Linked DNA regions of Mus musculus: region 2 is linked to region 1. A link is a loop called in an ENCODE intact Hi-C map of the cell type or tissue named here. Cell type or tissue: heart. All regions are shown on one strand. Links, peaks and the distances in the headings refer to the core of each region. The heading gives the core; the rest is flanking DNA.

What was found. Hi-C counts contacts between places; a loop is a spot of excess contacts. Peaks named below come from ENCODE experiments on the same cell type or tissue, not always from the same donor. Only the 100,000 strongest peaks of a DNase experiment are listed, where the experiment ranks them.
Region 2: a loop joins it to region 1, with 17 times the contacts of the local background. A loop is called at or near these places in 7 of 42 quality-filtered maps.

The regions. Positions count from the first base shown.
Region 1 is chr11:46,540,002-46,556,153 of GRCm38, reverse strand. It overlaps the pseudogene Gm12171. Among named protein-coding and RNA genes, the nearest start is that of BC053393, 23 kb to the left of the region's middle. In heart, for the core only: no CTCF peak of the experiment used is centred there; no DNase peak of the experiment used is centred there.
Region 2 is chr11:46,619,216-46,635,367 of GRCm38, reverse strand. Dppa1 (developmental pluripotency associated 1) reads left to right here and starts at 6,094. Exons shown (of 6, transcript NM_001163358.1): 1 at 6,094-6,143; 2 at 9,743-9,800. The coding sequence starts at 9,752. In heart, for the core only: no CTCF peak of the experiment used is centred there; no DNase peak of the experiment used is centred there.

The DNA of each region.
Region 1 (16,152 bases), core at 4,765-12,764:
GAACACGACATGAACTGACACAGAGAAAATATAACAGCATGGTCATGTGACATTCTTTCTTCTGCAGTCTTAGGATGATGGCCCCTCAATGCGCAACTGGAAGTTGACTGCCTTTGATGATGTAGACGTTGTCCACAGCTTGGGGTTGGGCTGTACTTTGAAAAACTTCATTCTGAAATCCATGGAAGACAACTGAGCTGAAGAGAGAGTTGTTAAGAAAGGAACATGAAGGTCACTTTTCATATCTGAGCAGATTTTTCTCATTCATGATTCAGCAGGACTGGATATTTGAGACTTACAGAAACCCCATTCACCACAAAACTGTAACAGTAAATGAACAGTACCATGCCCAGATGTGCCATTAAGTCATAGAAAAGTTTTCTTAACAAACATCAGACAAACTAAAAAAAAAAAAAAAACAGTTCATATTGGCATCCATTCATATACTCACGTAAAGGAACACAAAAATGGCAAGTTTAAAGCCGGGCGTGGTGGCGCACGCCTTTAATCCCAGCACTTGGGAGGCAGAGGCAGGTGGATTTCTGAGTTCGAGGCCAGCCTGGTCTACAGTGTGAGTTCCAGGTCAGCCAGAACCACACAGAGAAACCCTGTCTCGAAAAATCAAAAAAAAAAAAAAAAAAAAAAAAAAAAAGGCAAGTTTAAAAGATAGATATCTAACACCAAACAGGGCTACTTAATCAGGACGTGCATTTTGGAACTAGGCTAAGAACTGAATGGCTCCTGTATTTTCAGCTTAGAACTGTTACCCTAAGGTTAGGAGGGCCTGGTGACCCATGCTATATCCCTGGAACTCAAGAAAATGTAGAAGCAGAGAACCAGCTCCACACAGTTGTCCTCTGCCCTTCCTGTGCCATGGAACCTGTGTCAATTCACACAAATGCAACACTGCAACTACCACCAAAAACAATTCCCAACACAGTAATAAATCCATTCTTTCTAAAGAAAAATTGGTTTCGGAATCTGCATAGCATCTGCATACTCTCAACACTAACATGGAGTGGGGAAATGGGTGCAGCAACAAACATTGCCTTTCCACAGGGGCTGGTTGTCTTGGAAACAGCTGCAAAGATGACATGCATGGTACACATTTCCATACAGCATGTGCACAAAACATCAGGTGGCTATAGGGAAAGGAAGTGGTTTCAAGAGAAAAGAGCTGGGGTTTGTGGTCCAGCCTTTCCCATCGGCTGTGGGAGGTTTTTACTTCAGATTGTCATGGTGGACTGGGATTTGAGCTTCTAGAGCCCACAGAGGAGCAAATCCCAGATCGAAACTGACTCGCTTTAACTCATGGGTGGGGTTTTGACATAGTGGATTTTGTCATCTCTATACCATTGCTACTACTGAAATGTAGAACCAAAATGAGCATCACCATTCAGCCCCAGGAAGGACAGCTGTGCTGAGAATTACAAAGAAGTTCAGACAAAAACTTTTCTGTGCTTGGGTCAGTATCATGTGTACAGGGATGGAAACAACGTAGGGTCAGAAAGCTCAGATGGTGCAATGTACAACTGGCAGGGAGTGGTCTTCAGGTGATTATTTCATCTCATGTTTGTATTTTTATTTTTCCTCCTTTTTGAAGGAAAGAGAGAAAAGAATGTTGGGTGGGTAGGGAGCCAGTGTGATCTGAGAGGAGCTATTGGACAGGAAGAAACATGACCAAAATATATTATATGAGAAACACTGACTAAAATTGTTTGTTTGTTTGTTTTTTAAAGGAGGAGAAAGAGAAGGAGAAAAGGAACAAAAAGAAAGAAACCAGGAGAAATCTTAAAGACTGCATGTTCCAAAGCAACTGACACAACCTGGGACAGCTTACCTTTCTAGACTCTTCTTTTTTCTGTGTCTGCACTCTAAAATGGGGTGGAGGGAAGTCGGGAGGAGTTGAAAGGAAAAAGTGAACATCCCATCAAAAACATTCACGATATTTTCTTTTAATCAAGAGCATTGTGTCTATTTTTAACTAACTGTCCACTGATAACCATGAACTCTACAGGATATGTCTTCTCTGTATTCATGGCTGCATGCATACACCTGCATAGCATTCCTAACATGCAAGAGCGACATTGGTAAATAATCTTTCTCTAAAGAAAAATGAAGAAATCTGGTTTTTTTTTAATTGGCTGGTGGAAAATAAGCTAAACATGGACTCTCCAAGTGACCTGAGACACAAGGTTTTACTAATGGTCTCATTTATCAGGAATCCTATTAAAAACTCCACTAAGGTAACACTCTATGCTGACTTTGGCTCCTTCCATAAGTAATTCGGGATGTGTGTGCTACCACCAAGGCCTCACCCTCCCCTTCCTGTCAAAGACATTGAAACTCCCAGGAACCACACTTTCTCTGCGGAGAATAAAAACCTTGGACTAAGCAAAGGAGCATATTTGTAGTATTTTATGCAATTTCTATTTTCCCTTTTAAATATTATCTTACTTTTGTAGTCTAAAATAGCCATGAACTATGATCCTCTGTCTCAGCAGACTGAATCCTGGGATAATAGGCTCATATCACCAGGGCCAGCTTAAATAACATATATGAACAACCAAGTTCTAAATGTTAGGAGGAAACATCCTAAAATATGACAGGCATATTCTCATTTTCAAATTTCTGCCCAGTCATGTGAAACAGGTCAGGAATGGTCTCATGTGAGGCATCTCAGATGGTTCCCATTCTTGCCCAGAGAATGGGCTACATACACAGAAACACGTGTGCACTCCCACAAACCCTGCAGGGTAAGGACATGCAGGCCTGGGTGCCACCCTCAAAGATCTCTGTCTCAGTGTTAGTCATGCAGTTTCCCATCCAGCATCTTATGTGCCTCCTCTATTAAATCTATTCCAGAACATTCATCAGTATCACCAAGGGGACAAAAACACATCCAAAGGCTAAGCTAGAACATACCATAGGTCTTATCATGGTCCCTTTTGTTCCAGATCACAATCTTGTACAACAAATTCTTATACCATAGCATTTAATTCTTTTCCTCTAAAAAAATCCTGTGACTTTCTCTCTCTCTCTTTCTCTCTCTCAATCTCTCTCTCTCTCTCTCTCTCTCTCTCTCTCTCTCTCTCTCTCTCTCTCTCTGTGGGGGGGGGCGCGTGTGATTCTAGTGCATAGAATCTATGCACTAGAGTCTAATCTGGGGACATATGGGAGGATGTAGCTACAGTGAGTCACCCACCCAGGAGCTGCAATGGTACGCAGTCAGAGCAGTGCATGCTCCTAAGAGCTGAATCATCTCTCCAGCCCCACATTAAAATTCTTCATAGAAAATGTGGTTTTATTTTTTCTTGAGATAGCCAATGATTAAAATATAAAAAATATGCTGTAACCCCAGAGCACAGAGGCAGAGGGCTAAGGTGTCCTATGGTGGTCTCAGCTACATAAGTTCAATGCCACCCTAGAATATATGAGATGGCTCTGTTCCCTGATGGCTGGAACCAATGCCCTGGTCCTCCAGCCATGAGGCAAGATCTACATCTTTATAAAACTACTCATGAAAGCTGCTTATGGATGCAGTCTGATTAACGCCATGTAATCAGACAGAAATGCAAAATCCATCCAAATGCCCTGGAGCAGGTGACCAGGGATTACCATGTACTGGAATAAGCATGAGACAGGCTGGGCATCACCTTAGGCCCTGTCATAGCTCAGCACTGATCTACTAGCCCTAAGCAGACAAGTGAGAGATGGGTTCAACTGAGATCAGGTCTTTGTCCATGTATGAGCCTCATCATGGATCACAGCCCCAGCTTCTCTGCTTAGTTAGTGAGACCAAAGACACGTTAGCTCAGCTTTGTCTGCTCTGTCTCCATGGCTACAATCGGCATGTTCAGTAGGACAAGAGGTAAGTTACTCCCAGATACTTCTTGACAAATACTGTTGTGAATATAAAATAATGTTTGTAAGTTTTGAGACAGGGTCTCATGTATTCTAGGCAGGCCTACCACTCACTATGTAGCCAGTGTGATGAACTTCTGAGCCTCCTGCCTGCACTGCAGAGTGCTCTACCCACTGAATATTTACTTTATAGCATTTCCTGGTTGTAAGGTGCAGTGGTAGCTAGCCTTTCTCATTCATCTTCACACACCTTTTCAACCTTCCCAGGAGATGGAGTCTGGGAAGCTCATCTGCAGCTTCAAGAAGCAGGCTGCTGGGGCTAAGCATGGCTGTGCACATCTGTGATCCCAGGACGACCAATAGAGCCAGGAGGGTCAGGAGTTCCTTATCCCTCTCAGTTCTGTAGGGAATTCAAGGCCAGCCTGGTCTCTAGGAGTCCCCCACCCCCATCCTGTCTCAAAAACAAAGAAACCAAAGCCCCAGACACCAGCACACACAGGAGTGCCAGTTCTCTACGCGCTCCTTCATGTACCTAAAGACAGCCTGACAGATGCATAGTGCCAAGTTTTTACTACTTTCTTTAGTTTAATTCTAAATCATTTCTTCTTGCTGGTCAAGACAACTGTGTGCACTTAACTGCACTCAGGTACAACTGTGTCATGCAGGACTTGCTAAATCTGCACATGTCTGTTCAGTTAACAGAACTTTCACCATGGCATGATGGCTTCTGATATTTCAGGTACAAACATAAATATGTATCCTTTGGTTAGCTCACTCTTTTGTAACCTAACTTTTAACCATATAAAACAAATTGATCACTGTGTATTTACCTCCTCAGTTGTTGTATAAAATATCATTTATTGGGACAACTAACAAACTTGCCCATCAAAACAAACTATCTAACACCCTTTTTAGACTCAAAATCTTTTCTTCCTTTCAATGGGTTTATTATCATATATTTAATGGGTTTTTTTTTTGAGACAGACTCTTACTAGTAACCCAAAATGCCCTGGTAGTCCAGGCTATTCTCAAACTTGGTATCTCTTGTTTAAGCTGCCCCAGTCCAAAGATGAAAGCATAAGCAACTATGCTTGACTATTTTTTTCTTCCATTTAGAGGAATTTTTGTCTGGCTACGTGGCTGCTCTGGAATAGGATCATATCCAAACACCTTCTAGCTCTGTGTGATCTGGCTGGAGCATAGACATGCTTTTAATACCAAGAGATAAAGGCAAGCAGATCTCTGAGTTGAAGCCCAGCCTGGTGTAGAGCAAGGTGCAGGTAAAGAAAAGCTTAGGTGCAGGCAGGCTTGTACTCGCCTTTAACCCCAGCTCTCAGGAGGCAGAGGCATGCACATCTCTGATTCTAGTCAGCCAGTCAGTGAGTTGAGAGGTGATGCAGGGGGCTGGAGTTCATGGCAGTTCATTTCGTGGAGTTCTCAGGCAATTTTTACAGGGACAGTTTTACAGACACAGGTTGCAAAGAGAAGATTCTAGATACAGCTGAAAACAGACCAAGCCAGAGAAGGAGAAGGAGCCAGAAGATTATAACAGATTGTCAGAGTTATGTAGGGCAATGCAGTGAGAAGCTAAGAGAAGTCAGATGGAGTCAGTCAGTTTAGAACGCAGTCTGGGCCTGAAGAGCTGAGTTAACTCAGCCAGCCAGAATCCACAGAGAACCAGGAAGAAAGAGCTTATTCAGTCGTAAGCCTCCAAAGTGACAAGTGCATATGGCGAATAGAAGTTACAGCTCTGTTTCTTCTTTTTTTGAGACAAAAGCGTATGAGCTAACTTGACAAAGTGTCTAAAGGCAAAGTGATTGCAGGAAGATAGACGTGTGAATCTCACTATGAACACACCCAGGGATGTGCTTACACAAGGGCAAGGTGAAGACGTCACTGTGGTAGTCCAAACTCCTAAGCAAGAATGAAAATTAATTGTTATTATAAGCATGTTAGATTTTCACTACAGAGACTACGTATATTCACGCCAGCTTCTATAATGAGTTAAAAGTTAAATAGTTCTGGGCTTCCTTGGAGTAGGTCCAGTTATGTTGATAGGCTTGAATCTACTTGAAATTCTAAGTCTCCTTGAAGAACTTGTTGGAACTCCTGAATATAGAAATCAATATGAAGCAAGGGAAAGGTGAGCAAGAAGAAAGCAGGGTCTTCAGCTACACTTGCTCCATAGCACAGCAGTGAGAGGCTACGCCCTGCTCCATAGCACAGCAATGAGAGGCTACACCCTGCTCCATAGCACAGCAATGAGAGGCTACACCCTGCTCCATAGCACAGCAATGAGAGGCTACACCCTGCTCCATAGCACAGCAGTGAGAGGCTGCGCCCAGGCAGAGGCTCCTCTCTTGAGCTTCTGTTCTTTGTCACTGACCAATGAGGATGTGGAAGTGGGAGGCAGTGCAGACAAGCTCAGCAATAGGAGGACTCTGTACTGACAACACGGAGATGAGAACAGAGCCCAGGTTCCTATGGAAACGCTTTATAAATGACAGGAGTCAAATAGATCTCTCTAAACATCTCTGTGAGAAAGAGAAGGCATGGAGTCTGCAGTTATTTTTTACCTTTCCTTGGTAAGTGACTGACTGCTCCCGCAGATTACAGTCATCTTCAATGCAAGCAGTCCTGGAAGGACACAGCAACTGCATCATGGCTGAAGTCTAACTAGACTAGTTGTTCCCATGCAAAACCCAACACAAAGAATTAGTATTTTTGGCCAGGCCTGGTGGCGTACGCCTTTAATCCCAGTACTTGGGAGGCAGAGGCAGGCAGATCTCTGAGTTTGAGGCCAGCCTGGTCTACAGAGTGAGTTCCAGGACAGCCAAGGCTACACAGAGAAATCCTGTCTCGGAAAAAAAAAAAAAAAAAGAATTAGTACTTTTGGATAGAGAGTAGACACAGTCTTCTATGCTTTTTTTAGACATAAAGAAACATGGTGAATATCACTTATGCAAAACATTTGATACAAGGACTTTTCATAATTTATGTATTTCTGAAAAAAAATTAATTTATGTACGGCTTACAGATGGTATTTAGGTTTAAATATGGAAAGATGTTGCTTTCATGTGCATACAGTTCATATGCATAGCTTGCAAGTACATTTATTATAAACTACTGATAATTCTGCATATGAATACTCCATGGCATTGAGTTTTCTAGGCGTTTTTATCAAGGCAATGCCCAAGAAGTCCTGAAGATTTGCTACTGGGCAATGCAGGTTCAACCTGTAACTCACAAATCAGGAAACTCAGAAGTGCTGTATGAATCCAAACACCCTACTGAAGGTCTGGGAGTGCACAGAGATCCTAGGCTGGAAGTAACTGGAAACGGTGCCTGGAAGAAACAGTGAGTGAGGGCTCCAGCAGGAGCACACACTGCTCTGTTGGCTGAGACAGGGTCAAAGATGACCTTGGCTGTCCAAATTAATATGTAACTCATTATTTACTCGTATATCATAAAGTGTTTTCAATTAGTATTTTAATTAAACAATTGAAAATGAAAGGCTTTTCCAATGGAATATGGGCCAGTTTCTGCAGCCTTCCTGCAGCCCTCATGCATTGACGATTACATGCACAAACATGTACTCACCCTTACTTAAATATTACATGCATGCACATATATTCATCCCTTACCTGACAGTCTTGTGGGTCTTATATTTGAGCCATAAATTTTAAAATTCATGGAGCTTAACAAACATCTTTGGGGCTACAGCTTCATCCTGGTCTTTGCTCACTATATAACCTGTACTCCGCCCCCAGGGAATGTATTTGTCTGAACCCCCATCCTCCCAGGCATCCCCCACCACCTCTCACTTACCTGGGAGAAGGAGGAGGAGGCCTGAAATGAGGACTTGAAGGGGCAGCATGATGGTGACCTGGAGGACAATGAGGAGACACTCTGGTTGACTGTGGCCCTCACCACACTGTGTCTGAGAAGGTCTCGTCCTGACTGTCTGAATCACATAGGCCTCTCTGCTGGGACCTCCTGTCCTCCAAAACACTCCTCTTTCCTGTTCCTTCCCACATATGGCCTTCAGTCTCACTCATGGTCTTGGCACAAGGAAGACAGAAATAGATAAAAATTGAAGTCAGAGAAAAGAGTCTGTTCACCTGGTAGAACCTTAAGCAAGGAGCAGCCTTGTAATGGAGGTGCACTGGCCCCATGGGTTCTTCCTGCTCAGTAGCCACAGTAGTTGGTCCCTAAGCCTTGGTTTAGTATTAGCAAGATAGACTGTGTATAATGTGAAGCATTGTGTCTAAGCACATTGTCCCACACAGGTCAAAGACAAAAGTTTGGAAATTTTGAAGTTTTAGTTCCTCTGTTAGCACTGCTAGACTCTAGTGAGAGGCAACAAGTTCTACTCTCACTAGAACACTACCATTAGGCTGCTACAATGGCTCATTGGTGAAGAGTGCCAACTGCTCTTACTGAAAACTGTGAGAGGTTCCCAGCACCCTGGCTGAGAGGCTCACAGCTATTATCAGGAGCATCAAACATTCCTTGGACAACTGTGCTCACATGTACATATCACCACAAAAACATACATGCACACACACACACACATACACACACAGATACATACAATTAAAACAATAAACATAAAATTTAAAAGTGATAATATGCTTATAAAAACTTTAATATCATAGATTTATAAAAATTACATGTCCAACTTACTATAGAAAATAGTAATATAATACTAAATTTTTCTCATTTTATGTATTTTTTACTATCTTTAACAGAATACATATTATTCTATGACTCTAGCCACTATCAACGGATCAAAGATGTAACTATGAGACCATAAGAAAATGTGGTTTGTATATTGACTATTGCATGTAACACATTCATCAAAAATATATAGAAACTAATATTTGTTTAAAACCCATAGAGGGATGGAGAGATGGCTCAGTGGGTAAGAGCACCCGACTGCTCCTCCGAAGGTCCGGAGTTCAAATCCCAGCAACCACATGGTGGCTCACAACCATCCATAAGGAGATCTGACCCCCTCTTCTGGAGTGTCTGAAGACAGCTACAGTGTACTCACATATAATAAATAAATAAATCTTTAAAAAAAAAAACCATAGAATTCACTCTTACCCTGCATGGATGAGCACGTGAGCAGAGCTGTTCAACTACAAAGAAAGCATCCAGCAAGCTTCCGAAGCTTCAGCTGCAGAGCTACATGGGTGTGGGCACAATTTTAACCTGCACTGCTAGGCTTACATAAACTTTCTGATACCTACACAGAGAAGGTAATTGAGCAAAACTGATGAAGGAACTGTGAAAGAAGCCAGTCAGAAAGGGCTGTAAGGGCAGGAGAGAGAGAGAGAGAGAGAGAGAGAGAGAGAGAGAGAGAGAGAGAGAGAGAGAGACCAAAGGTTCAGATGTACGAGAGAGTGCCTGTGACACATGGGAGAGGGCAGGGCAGCTGGGACAGTGAGGAACAGCAATGGGAAAGAACAGGGGACACAGCAGGGACAGACAGGGATCAGGAGCCACTTTGTGAGGACTCTCCTCTCCCCAAGGACACAGAGAGTCACTGCTGGGGTGTGGAAGTGCCAGGAGCTGGTACCCTCTGAGGACAGCTGTGACTGCTAGGCTGACAAGCAAGGGCACCTTAGAGTCTTTGCAGGAGTTCACTGTGGAAGAAGAGACAACAGAAGAGGAACATGGTGGAAGGAATCAAGACTTTCAGTCTGTGGGCTCAGAAGGCAGAGCACAGTGGGCTTCCTGTAGGCTGGGGGTCTGCAGGGGATGAGTTAGGTACTCAGGCCTGAGTGTGCATGAGGGGAGGGGCTATCAGCAGAGGAGGGAAGAGCCTCTCCCACCACAGGGTTGGGAAAAGATATCTGGGGTTTGAATATGTTATTGTGAGATATCTTTGTGGCCCAAAGCTGGCCTTGACCTGACCCTAAGTCTCAATCGCCCAAAGGTTGGGATTTAAATACTTGTTACAATGCTAAGTTTTCTTTCCCCTTTCCTTTTCAAATAATAAAACTAGCAGTATGGGAACTGGGTGTATGAGATGCTAGACAGTTTGTCTAGTGGGTATGAATTTCTAGTTCAGTCTTCCACATCAGAGAAACTAGGGATGGTAGTGTCTGCCTGTATGTCATTTAAGAAGGTTGGTAGTGGAAGGTCAGAGGATCAACATAATCTCTAGGTACTTATAATATGGAGGCCCAACTGAGATACATGAAGACATGCCAAAATCAAATGAAAATGTAAGACAGAGTGATGTATGTGGACCATATTATCAGTCAGTAGACTAAGAGAGGGTAATTCCAATGTGATCCAGGTCAGTCTGGGATACAAAGGAAGTCCCAGCTCAAAGAATAAACAAGAAACCTATAACAGTGTGTGTATTTGTATGATCTGAAAATTATTGAAGGGAGGTATAGAATTTACCATCCTCTTGCCTCAACTCTTAAGTTTGGTTGGTTGGTTGGTTGGTTGGTTGGTTGGTTGGTTGGTTGGTTTTGGTTTGGTTTGGTTTGGTTGTTGTTTTGGGTTTGTTTTGTTGTTGTTGTTGTTGTTGTTGTTGTTTTGACAGAAAGGAGGAGGATTTTTGCTGAGTAATGGAAGGATGGGATCCAGGTTCCAAGTAAAGGGTGTCAGCTTAGACATGAGTGGGGTTCAGGGGTGTCTGCAGAAGCTGTGGATGGATGGCTTCCGCAATGAAGGAAGACACTAATCAAGGACCAGAAAGATGGCTCAGTGGGTGAAGTCACTTCCTCCTGAGCTTCATAAACTGAGTTAGATCCCCAAGCACACAGTGGTTAAAGAATAGAATAGACTCCTGAAAGTTATAATCTCTCTGTGTATCTCTGTTTGTCTCTGTCTCTCTCTGTGTCTCCGTATCTCTGTGTCTGTCTCTTTCTCTGTCTCTGTCTCTGTCTCTGTCTCTCTGTCTCTCTCTCTGTCTCTCTCTCTCTCTCTCTCTCTCTCTCTCTCTCTCTCTCTCTCTCTCTCTCTCTCTCACACACACACACACACACACACACACACACACGCTCATGCTTAATAAAATAGAAAGTGCAGAGTTAGACTTCACAACTGTTGCGAGGTTCTAATGAGTGTCCACTGAGCCATATTTGCTATATTCTATGACTCTTGTTTTAAGTTCACTGTAGGGATAGGTGAGGGATGTGGGGTGGGAGGACCACTGTGGGAGAGTGAGAGCCTAACAGCCAGCAGCAGCTGGGTATTGGTAAAGCCCAGGATCAGGAAAGAACCTGATCAGTAAAGCCCCAGCCACCAAAGCTCCAAACTGGGAAAGGAGTGAGGGAAATCCCCCTAACAGATACAAACATTTAAAAATATTTTAAAAGCCCTTTTCTAAATATTTCCCCAACAGTTAAAGAATTCAGCGACTTTCCCAGTCAGTGGAGAACAAAGCCCAAATCTAAATTCTGAAATCCCAGCTTCCCTGACTGGCCACTCCCTTCCCATCTCCAACACTCAGGAAATTGAGCAATGCTTAGTCCCTTTTGCCCTTGGCTGTCTTACCTCTAACCCAAAACCTCCAATGCCTGCAGTCAATTGAGGTTCTTTTTCATACTGCATACAAAATAATTTGCAAACCACAGAAAACAAAGAAAACACTGCAATCTGTTTGTGCTCTCATATTCTTGGTCCTACCTTCATATTATTATATAGTATTAATTGGTACTTACAGACATGGCCCTAAATAAATAGGGCTGACTCTTAAGAGTACCCGACTACTTTAGAGAGTTTCCTTCTTATTTCTCATTTTAACTTTAATTAAGAAGGCTTTAATAGCTAATCTATGAAAGTCCATTATTTCACTTAAACAGAGATTCAGTTTCCAAGAATCCACAGAACCCTACTGGATGGTAAGTTGCCCTAATGTCTAGGGACTCAAGCATCATTGTTTAATGTCTCACGTTGAACCCCACATCATCTCTAAAGGAATCCCACATGGTACAGACACTGTAGGGAGCACTGTCCTGATTCACTGTCTTCAGAATAAGACAGTAGACATCCATCCCTACCTGTTACTTAAGGGAAAATGTTTCTCCTTCTGATGCTCAGATACTGACGGACTCTTCCAGAGCTATTTATAGATGGAGAGAAGTCTCTCTTGTAATTCCACCCTTATCTCCTGGACACACTCACTTGTTCTGTGTGAAAACTGAGTCTCTCCAGTTCTCCAACCCACCCACTAGATAGCATCTGCTCACTCATATAAACATTACAGGAGCGCCTGTGAGAGCATCACTAGTGTGCCCTGGGCTGTTTTCCATCTGCAGCAAAGATCCTCACTTGAGGTGTGGCTCTGAGCCTGGACTTTAACACCTGGACCAACCCTCTCAGTTTACAGGAGAATAAACTGCACTCCAGGAAGAAAAATACATTTAGAAACCAGGAGTCCTTGAAGCAAAATCAGAAGGCGCTTATACCTCCTGGAAGCCATCAACTAACACCTTCCAATTATTGTTAGCAGCCCTTACTAAGAATGGGGGAGTTGAAAGAAATAAATCTAGCTCCTAGAGTCTGCTTCCAAAGTTTAGGGAGTGCAGGGTATGGTGGTGAACACCTTTAGTGCCTGTGCTGGGGGGGGCAGAGGCAGGCAGATCTGTATTGTATGGCAGTGGGGTCCTGCAGAGAGCTCCAGACTGGCCAAGGATGCTTGGTGAGAACTCATCTTTAAAGACCTGAAGCCAAACTTCTCCATACCCTGATCTACCTTTCAACTGTTACTAAATTGTCTATGGAGGCCGCCAGAGTGTGGGAGTTGTTTAAGATGGGAAACTGGGTATGCCTACTTTCCCATCTGGCAATTAAAGGATAAAATGTTGGTCAAGGGGCCCAAAAACTAACCAGTTTGGAAACCTGTCTGACCCCCATCCTTGTTGGATCTGCCTGCCACCCCACCTGGGTCTGACTGACCCACAACCTCCAGGACACAGCCTGCAGAGTCAAGTCTTCCTGAGTCACAGTCAACATAATAAGATACCCTGATCTCCATTTTCTAGCCCACAGCTTACCCCCACCTTCCCGAGAAGTCCTGCTGCCATCAGGATTAGCCAGCCAACACCAAGGGAAGCCAGATGCTTAAAGGACAGCTTAAGAACACAGTCTACACAATGGAATACTATTCCACTCTTAAAAACAAAGACATTATGAAGTTTGCAGGCAAATGAATGGAACTTGAGTATATTATCCTGTGGTAACCCAGATCCAAAAGGACATGCATGTACTCACTTATAAGTGAATATTAGCCATAAAATACAGGTATCATGTTATACTCCATAGTCCCAAAGAAACTAAACAAGAAGCAAGGCCCAAGCAAGGAACCTTGAATCTCACTTAGATGGGGGGGGGGGGGGTAAAATACTCATAAGAGAGGGATGGAGGGAGGGAGCTGAGAAGGAGGGGAGTGGGGAGGGCGACTGTTTGGGCTCACTGTGGGCAGCATTGAATGGGAAGAGTTTGAAAAGAGTCATGATTTCATACATGTTTTATATGGCTTAACTGCTTTCCTATTTAGATGTGTATATATAAATGCATTGAAAATAATTCATGTTAAGCATTGAAACAAACCCTGAGTACTTTAAAACATACATACTTCTTATTTGTCAAGTTTGTTGTTGTTGTTGTTGTTGTATACTTTATTGGGGTGGCCCACCCATTCCTTGGGTAATCAACAGACAACTAGCTCATATCCCAGATCAATGGGCTGTTGTCATGAGCAACAATGTCCAATTTTCTGTACATCACCTTCCATTAGCCTGTCACTACATGTCCACAGAAGTGATGCTTGATTCTCCCCAAGGCTCTGTATGTGAAGGACCAGGACCCCAATATATGGGAGCTGACAGCCATGCCACAGACTCAGCCTCCGACCAACTGAGCAAGAAGCCCTGCAATTCTCTGTATCTCAAGCCAGCCTCCTACTGTCCAGCCCAGGTTGGCCTGGACCTCATGGTAATCCTCCTGCTTCAGTCTCCTGAGTGCTAGGACTGCAGGTGTGATCCAACATGCCTTACTTGTTTGTTTTGGGGAGCAATGGGAAAGTGTCTCATTGTTAAATACCTACAACTTGCTTATGTAGCTCTTTTGACTTCAACTTCTAAATGCTCCTGTTTCCACCTCCCTCCTGACCTCCAGGATAGACGGGCATCGGGGAAGTAGCAGTGTAACCAGAGAGCTAAGGCAGTGCCTACACAGAGCTGCCTTTGATTTTCCTTGACACATACTCATGTTTTCATGAGTAAGCATAAGTCCTGGCCTGGTCCTTTTCAATTGGAGAAAGATTATTTCAAGGCAAAGATACAAGGATGGTCATAGTGATGCTATTTGTAGTAGGATATGATTGGAAGCAACCTAAATATCCAACAGTGGGGGACCAGGTAAACATACTTGATATATTCATGATACAAGCAGTGAGCCTAATTGAACAACCTCATATAGTCTACTGATAATCACAATGCTATAGAGAAAATTAAAGCGAACAATCATGTGTGCAGGCGTTACCAGGGAACACAGGTGTGGATGTCTTTTAGTGTTTGGGCCCTGGGAGGGTGAGCTGCAGAATGAGAAGAGGTGAGAGAGGGGTCGTGCTTGCATGTACCTTTCAGTACCTTTTTGAATGCATTATCGCATACATGTGATTGTTCTTATAAAGGAACTTACTTGAAACTTCAGAACAACACATGAGGAATTTCAAATATGCAAGCTTTTCTGTTTTGTCAGGGGGATTATTTATAAGAGAGAGAGAGAGAGAGAGAGAGAGAGAGAGAGAGAGAGAGAGAGAGAGAGAGAGAGAGAGAGAGAGAGACTGCCTTTCCTTTGCTGGGAGCAGATTAGTCATCTGCCCAGACAGGTGAACTATTTACCTAGCTAGCCAACAGTGTCCAGTTTTCTGAGTGTTGACTCCATGAGCCCTGGCTTGTATCTTCAAAGACCTGTGCACACCTCTCTCTGAGGGCTGTGACATTGAAAGGGGAGGTGTCAAGGACACACAATGCAACACATGGGAGATAAAAAATGTAAGTTCTAATGCGTCAACTCAGTCCAGTGGGGCAGACTTGGTAGGGAACAAGCCTAGGTCGCCCAGGCTGGCTACAAACTCACTACAGCTCTGCCACAGGCTCCTTAGCACAGGGATTACAGGCTTAAGTCATCATTTCTGGGCTGGTCATTTCTTTTCTTTTTCTTTTCTTTTCTTTTCTTTTTTTCTTGGTGTGACCATTATACTTTAGAGATAGAACTGTAGAGCCTAGAGTGGTCCTTTGAAGCCTTCACAGTCCCTCAGGAAGGAGCCCTCACAGGCACTCAAGGGGGAATTCCAGGCCCTCAAAACCCTTCCAAGAGTAGCCATCACAGTCCCTCAGGGAGTAGCCGTCAAAGTCTTTCAGGGAGGAGCCCTCGAAGTCCCTCAAGAAGTCCTGGCAGCCCCTCAAGGAGAGAAAATTGTTAAGCAGTATGAAGGCAAATGGGTCCATCTTTTAACCAGGACTGGAGCCATTGGGAGTACTCACTTAAGACTCTTTAGATTTATTTATGTGTTCGTGTTGTTCTCACATGGATGTCTGTGCACCACAGCCCCATGGAGGTCAGAAGAGCCACTGGATCTCCTGGAACTGGAGTGATGGATGATTGTGAAGCTCCATGTGGGTGCTGGGACTCGAGTCTTGGTCCTCTGCAGGAGCAAGTGCTCTTAAGCACTGAGCCTCGCCTCCAGTGCCAGGAATACTCATTCTTAATGATCTTCCTAGGAGACTGCAAAGTTTGAGAGTCAATGGTTTGAATGGAGAGCCTCCAGCAAGTGGGTGATAAGGCTGATCATGTTCAGCTCCCTGACCACCCTCTTGTGTATGGCGGCACTCACTAGACATGATCATTTCTTTTCTGAGAGACAATTTCATCACTCAGGCGATCCTGGAACTTGCTATATAGTTCAGTCTGATCTCTAAATCAGATTTTCCTGTCTCCACCTGCTGAGCACCAGGATCAGAGGCCTATGCGATCTTAATAGGTATTTCAGCAGGACTCTCTGCTGCCTCTCAAAGTCAAAGAATCATTGGCACAGCCAATCCTCCTCCCAACAGGGCAGCCATAGTTTCCTCATTTATTCTGTGATGCATTGCTTGCAGAAATGGACCCACCACTATCACCATCTTGCCCTCCTTTCCTTCTGTGTAGGGCCTTTGAAGATGCTTAAATAGTTGAGGTCGGTATGAGTGCCTGTCTGCTCTGTACTCTACCTCCCTCTGGGACATTTGTGCCTGTGTGCTGGAGCAAGGAACC
Region 2 (16,152 bases), core at 3,732-11,731, 80 kb before region 1:
CAAGTCCTATAGTTTGTCACTTTGGCCCCTCAGCTGAGTCATCTGGAGAGCTGAAAACTGTCCATGGACCCACTAATTGCAGTCTCAAGTTGTCAGATACTGGTGTCCTAAGTGTTCAACTTCTCTGGGTGATTTATGTGGTGGCTCAGACTAAAACCCACTGACCTAGGGAGACTCAGAGGACAGAATGCCTTCTTGATGTCTGAATAAGTCCTCTGGAAGAACATAAAATGCACAAAATGGAATAGCACAATACCAACAATGGGTGAGGGCAGGTGTACAACCAAGTCGTGGTCAGGGCGTGAGGTGAGTGAGAGCAGGTCTGGCCCAGGTCTGGCTTCCAGGAGGTAGTGTTGGGAACAGGAAGTCTGAGTGCTCCCATGCATCTGTGAGGCTCCCCAGGAAACTGGTGCACAGCTGTTAGCTGACTCTGTCCCTGGGCCTTCAAAGGACTCAAAGATTCATCACAAAGACCACTAAAAAAGTAGAGGCAAAAAAGAAATTCCCACTTGCCGCAAACTATCCCCCTTTTGGGTCTCCTATCTGCGTGGAAAGGGTCTCTGGTGGCAAGTGAGTGAAGGAGTTGGCGAATGACAAACAGATACGTAACGAGAGAATGTGTTGAATCTGAGTGTAATGTCACAAAGTGAACAAAGTCTTATATAATACAGAAAACAAAGGGGTAGGATGTCACAGCAAGCAAAGTACATCGAAGTTATCTGACACAAAACAGAGGAATAACCTCAAAAGGACTTACAGGAACCAGGTAATATTTACAGTAAAGATAAAACAGCTCTGCCTAGGGTCAGCTGATGACACCCTAGTCACAATTTGTGCTACTCCTTTGAGCCTTGTGAAAGCTAGTACCAGGGGGCTCTGCTCTAGCTGACCTTCTCATGAATAATACAATATCACAACCCCCCTATTTCCTAGGCCTTAGTAAATTCTTGCATACGGAGGTAACTTGGCTGTTCTTTTAAGTTTCTGTAGGGAATCTCCATTTGTCAGAAGAATTCACCAACTTGCTTCTAATATGCAATGTAGTCTGCTATACCTGGCTGTAATGAAGAATCTAAGTATACTTTACTAAACTTGCTCTGAGATTTCTAAGTCCTCTCCAGTAAAATACTGTAAGAAAGCATGCAAGACCCTCCGTGGTATTGCAGGGACAAATCTGGGCCATTCCTAGCTATGAGAATGCCAAGGTTCCAGGAGGCTGAGTTTCCTTGAAACTCTTTGCCTCAGGACTGCTTCCAGGTTTTTAGGCCTGCCAAGCGAGTCACTACTGGAGTGGATGTAGCACCTAGTGTGCTGTGGGGAGATGCTCTAAGGTGACCCCTGTCCTGCACTTCAGGATGCTGGCCATCTTCACCAGTTTTTGCACCTGCAGTAACCTAAAAATATTTTGATGATAACCCAATCATAACTTTTAGGAAATTTTGTTTTTAAGAATAGTATTACGCTCACAGCAAAACTAAGTGGAAAGTACAGAGAATTTTTTATAAACCACCTGTAGTCTCCCCTCCCCCAGCCTGAAACCTGCTTGCTCAGGGGTGGAGCTTCCCGCTCAATTTTTCTGCCACACCCACTGCTGGAACCTTCGGCTTTGCTGTTCCGAAGCCATCACGTGATCACCCTGCTACTGGACTCCAAGATTATTTGGTGGGAATTGGGCCCCTCCCGCTTCCTTCAAAAACGGAGTGCCGAAATAGTAAAAATTGAACCTTGAGCAGAGACCTTTGTCTTGGTTCCTTCCTTATCTCGCGCAGCCCAGCCCCTCTTCTCTTCCAGGTTTCCAAAATGCCTTTCCAGGCTAGAACCCAAGTTGTGATCTACTGGCCGGACACAACACCACCTTCCTCAACATACACAGCCATATACACATGCTGAGTGAGAAAGAGAATGAGATATAGCAAGAGAGAAGGGGTTGGTAGAGGAAGAGATGGGTGAAGGAGGAGAGGAAGAGAGAGGAGAGGAAGCAGGAGGAGAAGGGAGAGAGACCTTGTCAGCATCAGCATTTCCCATCATTGTGGCACAGATATGAAGACTGATGAACCAGTTTTGGCACAATTGTCACCTGAAGTCCAGAGTCTCTTTCTCTTGCTTCTGTGAATTCTGAGTTTTGACAAACGTATGATAACAGAGATCAACCACTATTGCTTCATAGCGAATAGTGTGTGACAGGACATGGAAAAACCCCAGAAGTGCCAAATTCCCAGTCTTTACAATGAACAATAGTTCCCTCCAGAATCTGCTTCACTCATTGTCTCAGGCTCAGGGGTACCAAACTCCAGTCTCCTTGATAATTGATGATATCTGTCCTCACTCTGAAGAAGCTATCCAGTCATCCCCCGTCTCCTAAATCTCAACTGTAGTTTTTTGTTTGTTTGTTTGTTTGTTTGTGGTTCTAGTTTGTTTTTTAAGAGTTTCACTTGTGTGTCTGTGTGTGTGTCTGTGTGCCTGCCATAGAGACCATAAAATAGTGTCCAATCCCCTGGAACCAGAAATGCAGCACCTCACATGGGTGTTGGGAATAGAACCGGTGTCTTCTGTAAGAACAGCAATGGCCCTAACAGCTGTGCAATCTCAATAGCACTGGGGTTTTACTTTTTTGAGATAGGTCCTTCCTGTACAGTAGGTGAGCCTCTAATTTGAGATCCTTCTGCCTCAGTACCTTGAGAGACAATGTGTGCATGACCATGGCCAGCACAGCTCCAGACTATAATGAATACCATTTAATTTATTGCTGAAGGATACTAAAGCTTGTTGATTCATGTGCTGTAGCAGACAGTTTTATAAGTTTCCAAGTTCTGGAAACTGAGCTAACTACTGTGAGTATTCATGTGCAGATATTTTGTTGCATATGTCAGATGAGTTTTCAGCTGATTTAGGTATCCAGAGTGCAGAGACTTCCAGGAAGTCTAGAGGAAGATTAGAGACTGCCTCTCTGTGAGCCTGGAAAGAAGTTGATTAGAATAAGAAAATACAGGCCATTTCCCAGGGAAGGAATCACAGAGCTTCAGAAGTGCAGCAGGGAATGAAAGGGTCCCTGAAAGGGGGAAGAGAGGGGCACTTGATGCAGAGAAGTGAGCAAAAGCCTGGGTCTCATCCCTGCAGTTTCCCAGGAAGCAGAGGGAGAAGAAAGAGCTTCCAAAGGTGAGCAGGAGCAGAGATGGGCAGTCCTACCACAGGACAGGTCCACAGCCCTCACAAGCCCTGAACCCAGCTGTGGGTTTGATTGAGCTGATTCCTCTGGGTGATGAGTCAGCAGGAGAGAAGAATCCCATTTTCCTACTTGTAACTCAAAGGCCTCACACAGAAGCCATTTTGAAACAAGGCCTCAGTTGAGCCTTCCAGTCTTCACTGAGGAAAAGCCCAGAGATACAGCTTTGGGAAGGATGCAGACCAGGCACTAGGTGGAACAGACAGCAGGAGGCTGGGTTCAGACTGAGCACACAGAGGGAGAGAGTCTAGCCTTGCCCTCAGAGTCAGGACAGACCTCAACAACTATCAGTTAAGACTGGAGGTTGTACCTCTGTGCCTGAGCCAGTAGGTGGAGCCAGTTCTGGCGATATCATTGCTCATTGTTGTAAAGCCTGGGAATTTGGAATTCTGGGGTTATACGTAATAACCATACTGAGTGTCTCTCTAACATAGACACTTTTAATACGGAAAATTCACTCTGAGGAGATAGGATTTTGGGGAAGTAGGGAAGAACATTGCTGAATGAAATGGCATTCCTAGCAAAGAGAAGCAGAATTAGAGATTCAGTGGTGGTGACAGGTCTGTAAGTATAGCCTGGGAACAGAGGAGCATGTCCCTGCAGAGTAGAGTGGGCTTCTGGGGTGTCAGGAGGCTCAGGCCACCACTGTGCCATCTTTCCCCTAGCAATATCTGTGGCCACTGCTCTACCACTGACCCTGACAGCAGCGTGCAGCCCCTTCTGCCACAGCCACTACCACCACCACCACCACCACCACCACCACCACCACCACCACCACTTCTCATGTTGCTCACCCTGCTGGGGCGAGGAAACCTGTCCAGGAGCTGCCTATGTGCCGCAAACACATGTTTTAGCCTGGAATATCAGCACAACAGTGGCCATTAAGAACAAGATGGTATATAGCAGCCTACCCCCTGGAAACACTGCCTAACCACAGGATCACCCTGACTCTGAGCAACAGGACATCTGAGATGAAGAATGGTTGATTTCTGGGTTAAGTCTCCTAGAAAGACCTCCAAGATCCATGCCACTCCACATTGATGTTCATTACCTCTGGAAACCATGAAGTCCACAATCTTTGCTGCCTGTGCTGCTATGTGCAGGGAAACATCTTGCAGTGGGATAGATGACCTGCAGACTGATAACTGAGAATGAGAGACAGGGGCCATTTCTATAACAACCTCCCCCAACCCCAACAATATACAGGCTAGATATAAAGCTACTAAAAAGAGGTCTTAAGAGTTTGTGTAGCCTCCTGAGTGATTACTTGTAAGATAAGGGTTATTTTGAAATAAGCTATCCAAGACAGGAAGTAGACTAGGGATGTTGATATAGACCGAGGCTAAAATTGCACCTTGAGACTGGAAGATCTGAGGGAGCTTTTCAATTCATGAGAGAGAAGTGTTCTAAGAAAGGAACCAGCCATGGGATAAGTATCTGGACCAGGAGAATATGGGAAATCTTAGAAGCAGACAGGAAGCCCGTGTGGCTGAAATAGTGAAAACAAGTACAGTGTGTGTGTGTGTGTGTGTGTGTGTGTGTGTGTGTGTACAAATTTATAATCCCAGCTGTGTCTGTAGCTGTTTTAGAGCACTTGCCTGGTATACATGAAGCCTTAGATCCTTATGCAGAAACCCAGGAAACAGAACACACCTGTGATCCCAATAGGAGTGCAGGAAGAGAGATCAGAAGTTCATGATCGTCTTTGATACAAAGGAATGATAGACCAACCTGCATTACATCATGAGACACCCTCTCCTAACAAAACAAAAATCACAGCACATAGCACCAAAATGAAAAGTAAAATGATTATCCTAAGTCCATTCAGTAAAGCCTACTATTATTAAATCTCCCCAAGCCATCATGTCTCTCCTGGCAAATGGGTGTGAGGGCAGCTTCCAGTCACTCAGAAGGTGATCATCCAGGCGTTTTACCTGAAACAGGTTTATGACATTGTCCTCAGCATCTTTAAGAAGACTATATGTGGTTGGTTGGTTGGTTGGTTGGTTGGTTGATTTACTTATTTGGTTTGTAGGAGTAAAGACACTGTCAAATTTCACAACTGTTCTGGAAATGCTTTCTTGAACAACATTTTACCCTCTAGTTGAAAGATGGGAAAGTAGTCATATCCAGTTTCCTATTTTATACAACTCCCACACTTCGGGAGCCTCCTTGGACAATTTATTAACAACTGAATGCTGAACCCAGGTATGGAGAAGCTTGGCTTCAGCCCTTGAAAGATCTCCTCTCACCAAGCAGCTTTGGCCAGCCTAGAACTCTCTGCATAGCCATGCCGCCATACAATGCAGATCCACCTTCTCTTGCCTCCCCATTACTGGCACTAAAGGAGTGCACCACCATAGCTTGCACTCCCTAAACTTTGGAAACAGAGTCTATGAGCTAGATTTATTTTTTTCAACTCCCCCATTCTTATGGGCTCCTAGTAAACATTGGTTAGAACGATGTTAGTTAATGCCTTCCAGGAAGTATAACAAGAGACAGATGTCCCTTCTGCCCTTATTCCAGGAATTCCTGGTCTCTCCAGTTCATTCTGCTTTCTGGAATGCAGTTTATTTTCCTATAAATCTAGAGGGCTGGTCCAGGTGTTGAAGTCCCCCAGGCTTACAGTCACATCTAAAGTAAGGATCTTTGGTGCAGATGGAAAACAGCCCAGGGCACACTAGTGATGCTCTCACAGGCGCTCCTGTAATGTTTATTCCAGTGAGCAGATGCTATCTAGTGGGTGGGTTGGAGAACTGGAGACTCAGTTTTTACAAAGAACAGGTGAGAGTGTGGCCAGGAGATAAGGATGAAATTACAAGAGAGACTTGTCTTCATCCATAAATAGCTCTGAAGAGTTCATGGGCAGCAGATGACCAGAAGGAGAGACTAGCAAGAAGTCACTTTCCCCTAAGTACAGGTAAGTGGGGATGTCTACTGCCTTATGCTGAAGAGAAAGAGTCAGGATAGTGTTCCTTGGAGTGTCTGTACCATGTGGAATTACGTGAGAAGTGATGTGGGGTTGAACGTGGGACATTAAACAGTGGTGCTTGAGCCCTGAAACATTAGAGTAACTTAACCATCCAGTAGGGTTCTGTGGATTCTTGCAAAGTGAATCTATGTTTGAATAGAATAATGGGTTTTCATAGACGACTATGTGATGATATTTTGCCAGTGCAAGTACATGGACAGCTTTTAGAACTGGGATTTTTTTTTTTTTCTATGACTAGGAAGTCGTTTAGCTGATTAACTATCAAGGAAAATTTTTTTTGTTGTTGTTTTGTTTTGTTTTTCGAGACAGGCTTTCTCTGTGCAGCCCTGGCTGTCCTGGAACTCACTTTGTAGAGCAGGCTGGCCTCGAACTCGGAAATCCACCTGCCTCTGTCTCCCAAGTGCTATGATTAAAGTCGTGCGCCACCTCGCCGGACTGATTTTTTTTTTTTTTTTTTTTTTTTTGTGGATCTGACTAAACGTATGAAGCTCAGGATGAAGTGACTTCACCCACTGTCTTAGTCAGGGTTTCTATTCCTGCACAAACATCACAACCAAGAAGCAAGTTGGGGAGGAAAGGGATTTTTTGGCTTACACTTCCATACTGCTGTTTATCACCAAGGAAGTCAGGACTGGAACTCAAGTAGGTCAGGGAGCAGGAGCTGATACAGAGGCTATGGAGGGATGTTCTTTACTGGCTTGCTTCCCCTGGCTTGCTCAGCCTGCTCTCTTATAGAACCAAGACTGCCAGCCCAGAAATGGTCCCACCCACAAGGGGCCTTTCCCCCTTGATCACTAATTGAGAAAATGCCTTACAGTTGTATCTCATGGAGGCATGTCCTCAACTGAAGCTCCTTTCTCTGTGATAACTCCAGCTGTGTCAAGTTGACACAAAACTAGCCAGTACACCCACTGAGCCATCTTTCTGGTCCTTGATTAGCATCTTCCTTCATTGAGGAAGCCATCCACCCACAGCTTCTGCAGACACCCCTGAACCCCACTCATGTCTAAGCTGACACCCTTTACTTCCATTCCTCAGCAAAAATCCTCTTCCTTTCTGTCAAAAGAAAAAAAATCATCCAAGAGTTGAGGCAGAGGGATGGAGAAATCAATACCTTGTTTCAATAATCTTCAAATCATGCAAATACACACATTGTTTATACTTTCTGTTTATTCTTCGAGCTGAGACTTATTTTGTACCCCAGACTGGCCTGGATCACATTGGAATCTCCTTCTCTTAGTCTACTGACTGCTAATATGGTCCACACACATCACTCTGTCTTATATTTTCATTTGATTTTGACATGTCTTCAGGTGTCTCAGTCTGACCTCCACATTACAAGTGACTAAAGATTACGTTGATCCTCTGACCCTCCACTACCAAAGTTCTTGAATTTCATACAGGCAGACACCACTGTTCCTGGTTGTTCTGATGTGGAAGACTGAACTAGAAATTCATACCCACGAGACAAACTGTCTAGCATCTCATACACCCAGTTCCCATACTGATAGTTTTATCATTTAGAAAGGAAAGGGGAAAGAAAACTTAGCATCTTAACAAGTATTTTCCGTCCGTCTTGAGAAATGGAGGCATGGCTTTAGGGGTTAAAGGTCAGTTTTGAGACAGGAATGTATCTCATAATAACATACTCAAACCCCAGATATCTCCTCCAACCCTGTGGTGGGAGAGGCTCTTCCCTCCTCCGCTGATAGCCCCTCCCCTCATGCACAGCTCAGGCCTGAGTACCTAACTCATCCCCTGCAGACCCCCAGCCTACAGGAAGTCCTTGTGCTCTGCCTTCTGAGCCCACAGACTGAGAGTCTTGATTCCTTCCACCACTTTGCTCTCTGTTGTCTCTTCCACAGTGAACTCCTGCAAAGACTCTAAGGTGCCCTTGCTTGTCAGCCTAGCAGTCACAGCAGTCCTCAGAGGGCACCAGCTCCTGGGACCCCCACACCCCAGCAGTGGCTCTCTGTGTCCTTGGGGAGAGGAAAGTCCCCACAAAGTGGCTCCTGAGCCCTGTCCCTGCTGTATCCCCTGTTCTTCTTCATGGCTGTTCCTCACTGTCCCAGCTGCCCTGCCCTCTCCCCTGTCACAGGCACTCTCCTGCATCTGAACCTTTGCCCTCTCTCTCTTCTCCCCTCACAGCTTTCTGGTTGGCTAACCCTCTTCAGCCTTGCTCAGATCCCTTCTGTGTGACAGTGTTAGAAGACATTTCAGCCTGACAGTGCAGGGTAAGCTGCCCCCTGCCCTCCAGCACGGCCCTGAAGCTCCCTGGCCTTGCTGGATGCTTTCTTTGTAGTTTATCAGCACTGTTCATGTGTTCATCCATGCGGGAAACAGTGAATTCTATATTTTTGTTTTTTAAACAAATATTATTTTCTATATATTTTCTATGTATGTGTTGCATGCAATAGTCTAGATATAAACCAGATTTTCTTATGGCCTCATAACTAGCTACATCTTTAACCATTGATAGAGGCTGGAGTCATAAACTCATGTTTTCTGTTAAAAACAGTAAACAAATATATAAAATGAGTAAAGTTGTAGTCTTATGTTACTATTTTCTATTTTAAGCTGGACACCTTGGAATTTTTATAAATCTATGCTACTAAAATTATTATACGCATATCATTTAAAAGATTTATGTTTATTATTTTTAATTTTATGTATCTGTATGTGTGTTTATGTATATATATATGTTTGTGGTGATGTGAGCACAGCTGTCTAAGCAATGTCTGATGCTTGTGTATCTCAGGTGTTAGTGGCTATGAGCCTCTCAACCAGGGTGCTGGGAACCTCTCCCAGTTTTCAAGTTTTCTGTAAGAGCAGTTGGCACTCTTGACCAATGGTCTGTTGTAGCAGCCGAATGTTATTGCTCTAGTGAGAGTGCCCCCCCCCCTTTTTTGAGACTGGCTGTCCTGGAACTCACTCTGTAGACCAGGCTGGTCTCGAACTCAGAAACCCGCCTGCCTCTGCCTCCCGAGTGCTGGGATTAAAGGCATGCGCCACCATGCCTGGCGAGAGTAGTACTTCTGGATCCTCCCCCAGCCTTGCTCTATGAGTGCTGACAGTGGAACTAAGTTAAAACCTTCAAAACCCTTGTCTTTGACGTCTGTGGGACAATGTGCATAGGTCCAGTGGTTCACATTTTCCTCAGTCAATGTTTCTAATATTGAACTTGACTGAGACTTTGGGACTAGCCACTGTGGCTACTGAGCGGAAAGAGCCTGCAGTCAACCACAGGGCAAGTATGGCCATGAGACGGATGCTCCTTGCTTAGCATTCTACCAGGGGAACAGACTCTTCTCCCTGACTTCAATTTTTCTGCTTACTGTCTTCCTTGTGTTGAGACCAGAATGAGACTGAAGGCTATGTGTGGGAAGGAGCAGGAAAGAGGAGTGTTTTGGAAGACAGGAGGCCCCAGCAGAGCAGCCTATGTGATTCAGACAGTCAGGATGAGACCTTCTCAGACACAGTGTGGTGAGGGCCACAGCCAACCAGAGTGTCTCCTCATTGTCCTGCAGGTCACCATCATGATGTCCCTTCAAGTCCTCATTTCAGGCCTCCTACTCCTTCTCCCAGGTAAGTGAGAGGTGGTGGGGGATGCCCGGGAGGATGGGGGTTCAGACAAATACATTCCCTGGGGGCAGAGTACAGGTTATATAGTGAGCAAAGAACCAGGATGAAGATGTAGCCACAAAGATATTTGTTAAGCTCCATGAATTTCAAAATGCATGGCTCAAATATAAGACCCACAAGACTGTCACATGGATGTAATATTTAAGTAAGGGTGAGTACATGTGTGTGCATGTAATCGGCAATGCATGAGGGCTACAGGAGGGCTGCAGAAACTGGCCCATATTCCATTGGAAAAGCCTTCATTTTCAATTGTTTAATTAAAATACTAATTGAAAATATTTTATGATATAGTTTCAAACAGTTAATTGCATATTAATCTTTTCAGACAAGGTCCAAGGTAGCTTTGGTTGTCCAAATATAGGACAGACAACTGCAAATGACCTTGCTACACCTCAACAGCTAAGATCTAGGTAGGAGCCCCTACATCTCATACAGATTCTAGATATTACAATCTAATCTCTAGCAAGTGGAACTGTGGAAGTCATTAATTCTTAACATACATTTGTATAATTTTATTATGATAGTATGTATTATATTCGTGAACGTAAAAAAATGTATTTAGTAAAATTAGAGCGATGAGTGTTCCAGGGAGAAGTACAAACCCATTACACACTTATTTCATACAACAAAAACCGTGCTTTCTCAGACCCGTCCCAAACACACAGGCCAGACCCAGGCTAGGCAAGAATGTAGTGACCGCCCAGTGACTCTCACAGTTCACTGTTCTGTGTTGTTTGCTTGTTTCTTTCTTCCTGTGCTGGGATCCAACCCAGGGGCTGGTGTGGTCCAGATGAGCATGGCATCCTTGAGCTGCATCTTCAGCCCTCAGAGTCCCCTCATGTGGAAGCACCTGGTAATAGGGAATTCGGTCCATCCTCTCAACAGATACACCAAAAAGTTGTTATGCTAGCTTTAAAATAGGCATGATTTAATCCTTGATTTAATATTCTGATTTTGTGGTCTCACATGATGAATCTTGTTCAGTTTCTGTAATGTTATCAACACATACAAAGGAATCCTTTTTCAGGTTTTGGTTTTGGTTTCTCTTTGTTTAGGATAAGCTTTGAGGACTGATCACAAAAGCTCACCCCTTCTGGGTTATTTTTATAAAACCCATTCTGAGCTTGGCCTGGTAGTACACACCTTTAGGGAGATAGAGGTAGGCAGATCTCCATGAATTCAGGCAGCCAGCTCTATATAGAGTGTTCTAAATACTGAGGTCAGTCAAGGCTACACAGTTAGAGCTTGTCTCAAAACCAAAACAAAACCAAAAAAAACAAAAAAACAAAAAACCCCAAAACAAAACAAGAAAAAACAAAAAACAAACAACTAATCAACAAACAAACAAAAAAATGAAAACCATATGAACAAACAAAAGTCAATCTGAAAATTGACATTGAAGTTAGCAAAGTTCTGCCTTTACACCATCAATGCTGAAAGACAGACAGACACACACACACACAGAGACAGACAGACAGACAGACAGACACACACACACACACACACACACACATACACACACATCCTGGGCTCTGCTCTTTTTATAGAGAGAAGGATGAAGAGTGAAAGATTTCTTTTAAATAGCATTGAGGGGAGGGATAGGAGTGGTTTGACACGTGGTCTCATAAGGCCAGGTTGGTCTTCACTTCACTGGTCTCCTGCCTTCACCTTCGAAGGTCATCTTTTGCAGGAAGCAGAATTTTTAAATTTTTAAAATATTTGAGAGTCAGTAGAGATGCTTGTAGTCCCTTTTCTTTGGAGTCGGAAGCCAGAGGATAGTAAGAGAGCCTGCACTACAGAGCAAGGCCCTGTCTTCAAACCAACCTACAAGTCAGAGATAATGGTGCATACCTTTAATCCTAGCAGGCAGAATTGGATGGATCTCTATGAGTTACAGGCTAGCCTAAAATGAAGTTGTCCACCAGACATTGGGACGAAAGACAGATGTGTGGACTTTGCAGGGTCAATTTAATGCCTGTTAGGGTAGAAGTGTGAGACTTTTACATCTCTTTCCCTTGAATTGTTGGCTCTAACTCTAGGGGTAGATGCCTTTGGAATTGGTAAGGTTCTGGGGGATTTTGGGAACTTTTGCTGATTAGCTATATTTGGCTCAAGCAAGGATGTCGGGGCAGCTTCTACAGCTCCTGATTGGCTGCCCGTGAGGGTGGTTCAGGCTAGGTGGTGGGACAACTTCCTGATTGGTTGCTGGTAAGGGGTGGGTTTCCCTGGAATTCACTTGTTTTGGACTTTTCCAGTTGTGGGAAACAGAAACTTAGGCCTAGTCTCCCAAACTGTCAGTTTGTGGCCAGTCATGGAGTCAGCCTGGCTCTGGCTAAATCTGTCCTCTCAAAGGAATTGAATCATGAGGATGTGATTTCTTTTGGTGATGTTTCCTAACGTCCTTTACTAAGAGTTAACAGTGACAATAGGAACCAATACTAACTTGTCCCTATTTTTTTTTTTTTAATTCTAAACATCACTGTGTAATTGTTCCGTCTTGGCAGTTGTTACTTGTGTTTTTTATTTATCTATTTTATTTTGAGGATGAATATCACTGTGCGGTACAGATGGCCTTGCTCTCTACTCAAGTAGATCAGGGTGCCTGGAAACTCTCTAATCCAACTGCCCCTGTCCTTTTTTTTTCTTTTTTTTTTTCTGCCTTTTTTTTCTTTTTTTTTTATTAGATATTTTCTTTATATACATTTCAAATGCTATCCCGAAAGTTCCCTATACCCTCCCCCCGCCCTGCTCCCTTACCCACCCACTCCTGCTTCTTGGCCCTGGTATTCCCCTGTACTGGGGAATATAAAGTTTGCAATACCAAGGGGCCTCTCTTCCCAGTGATGGCCGACTAGGCCATCTTCTGCTACATATGCAGCTAGAGATATGAGCTCTGGGGATACTGATTACTTCATATTGTTGTTCCACCTATAGGGTTGCAGACCCCTTCAGCTTCTTGGGTGCTTTCTCTAGCTTCTCCATTGGGAGCCCTGTGTTCCGTCTTATAGATGACTGTGAGCATCCACTTCTGTATTTGCCAGGCACTGGCATAGCCTCATACGAGACAGCTTTAACAGGGTCCCTTCAGCAAAATCTTTCTGGCATATACAATAGTGTCTGGGTTTGGTGGCTGATTATGGGATGGATCCCCGGGTGGGGTAGTCTCTGAATGGTCCATCCTTTCGTCTTAGTTCCAAACTTTGTCTCTGTAACTCCTTTATGGGTATTTTGTTCCCTATTCTAAGGAGGAATAAAATATCCACCCATTGGTCTTCCCTCTTCTTGATTTTCTTGTGTTTTGCAAATTGTATCTTGGGTGTTCTATGTTTCTGGGCTAATATCCACTTATCAGTGGGTGCATATCTAATTCTTGGACAAATGGATGTATCTGGAGGATATCATCCTTAGAGAGTTAACCTGTCTTTTGACTAATGGGAACAAAGCCCGTGTCACTGTGCACAGCGGCTTGGAATCATTAATAGTGAGTTGTTATCAAGCTTAGAAATTCTTTCACTCGTCAGTGTTTAAAAGTCCTCTATTTGGCTCCTCACTGGGCCCACAAGAGATGCTATCTGATCCCTAACAACCACTTTGTATAATTTCTCATGACTTAAGCACTCTGAGCTGACTCTTCTGCTGTCCCGGGACCTTCATCAGCTCCAATGCACTTTCCCATCTACCTGGGAGAAAAAATGTCACAGAGCAAGCAAAGAGGAGCTCCTGAGATGGTTGTTTTCTTTCTGCTTGTTGTTCCCATTTTGACCTCTTGATTAGGGTTTTCAGTTTTCTTGGTTTTCAGTTGTTTGGGGGGAGGGTTGTTGTTGTTGTTTGCATGATTGCTTCTTTCTCCACTAAATTTTTACTGTTCAGGGAGGGTTTGAATTGCTTTCATGCCTCTGTCCATACATTATATTGGACTAGCAATCTAATCGTTTGAATCTAATTGTGTGAATAGTTTGTACCTAGTGGTATGAATAGATTTACTGCACCTCAGCCACACCCATTGCCTGCTGTGTTGCCCTCACTATCTTTCACACTGAGTGACAGGAGTGCTTGCCCCTCAACACCTAGTTGTTGGTTCCTGAACCCAATAGACCCATTACTTAGGTGTCCCTTTAAGGGAAAGGGGAGTGAGGGCCAGCAAGATGGCTCAGTGGGAACAGGTGCCCATGACTGAGCTAGATTACCTGAGTTCAATTCTTGCAAGCTGGTTGCTAGAAGGTGAGAATCAGCTCTCTCAAGTTGACCTCTGACCTCAACACTTTGCCCATGGAAAATTATGCGCACATACAAACAAAGGAGGGAAGGGGAGAAGAAAGAGAGCAAGAAATGAAAATAAGTGAGTAAATACAACTTTTATAAATCTTAGAAGTGGGTTGAGCCCTACCTCCATTAGCTTCCTGCATGTAACAGGTGAACACATTTTTCACATCACATCCATTAAGGAGAAGAGTGTTCAGAGCAGTTGGTCCGAGTTCCTGGGTTTTCTTTTGTAGTTGGCAGAGTCAGGAGTGACTGCTGCTGCTTCCGGGGAACCGTGACAGCCGGCAGAGCAGTGTGTGCTCCAGCTGGAGCCCTCACTCACTGTTTCTTCCAGGCACCGTTTCCTGTTACTTCCTGTCTAGGATCTCTGTGCACTCTCAGACCATCAGTACAGTATTTGGATTCATACAGCACTTCTGATTTTCCTGATTTGTGAGTTACAGGTTGAACCTGCATTGCCCAGTAGCAAATATGCAGTACTTCAAGCTATAAAATCTCTTGGGCATTGCCTTGATAAAAACACCTAGAAAACTGAGTTCCATAAAGTATTTATATGCAGAATTATCAGTGGTTTATAAATGTACATGTAAGCTATGAATATGAACTGTATGCATATGAAAGCTACATCTATCCATATTTAGACTTGAGTACCATCTGTAAGCCATGTATAAATTTTTTTTAAATTCCGAAATACCCAAATTCTGAAACTCCTTGTACCAAAATATTTGCATAAGCGATATTCACTATGTTTCTCTTATATTGGAAAAAAAAGCATAGAAGACTGTGTCTACTCTCTATCCAAAAGTACCAATTATTTGTGTTGGACTTTGCATAGGGACTTTCATGGGGCAACTAGGCTAATTAGCCTTCAGCTATGATACAGTGCTGTGTGCTTTCAAGAAGAAATCAATATGAAAGCAAGGGAAAGCTGAGCAAGAAGAAAGAGTCTTTTGCTACACCTGCTCCATAGCACAGCAATGAGAGGCTGTGCCTGCTCCATAGCACAGCAGTGAGGGGCTGCGCCCAGGCAGAGGCTCCTCTCCTGAGCTTCTGTTCTTTGTCAGTGACCAACAAGGACATGGCAGGGAGGGTGAGAATAGACAGGCTCACCCATAGGAGGCAGCTGCACTGACAACATGGAGATGAGAACTGAGCCCAGGTTCCTATGGAAACACTTTATAAATGGCAGGAGTCAGATCCTCAGATGTCTCTAAGCATCTGTGATATAGAGAAGGTATGGGGGCTGGGAGAGATTTTGTACCTTTCACTGGTAAATGACTGACTTCACCCACAAATTACAGGCTCAGCATATTCAATGCAGCCAGTCCTGGGAGGACACAGCATACAGCACTGCATCATAGCTGAAGGCTAACTAACCTAGTCATCCCATGAAAGTTCCCATGCAAAGCCCAACACAAAGAATTAGTACTTTTGGATAGAGAGTAGACACAGTCTTCTATGGCTTTTTTTCCCCAGTATAAGAGAAACATGGTGAATAGCACTTCTCCAACACCTGCACACATGCCTACTCACAAACAAGGTGAAACCTATGTGTTCCAGGGCTCAGAGTCCTTCTCGTGAGATGCTATAAGACACACAGGACAACAAGGCAGTCTTTTTTGTTTTGTTTTGGTTTGGTTTTTTGTTTTTTGTTTTTTGTTTTTTGAGACAGGGTTTCTCTGTGTAGCCCTGGCTGTCCTGGAGCTCACTTTGTAGACCAGGCTGGCCTCGAACTCAGAAATTGGCCTGCCTCTGCCTCCCAAGTGCTGGGATTAAAGGCGTGTGCCACCACCGCCCAGGCAAGGCAGTCTTAAAAGTACAATCTAGGTGAACAGGTTAACTTGGATCCAAACAATAGCTTCATAATTCCTGTGATTCCCCAACCTTTTTATGTGCAATCTCTGCTGGGCAAGAGCTTAAGATGGAAGACACCCATCTCTATCAGACTCCCAGGAGATTCACTACTAGCCAGACTTAGGTAGATCGTTGATCTAGGATAGGTGATGAGGATGGTAGGGATCTAGGTTAGTGG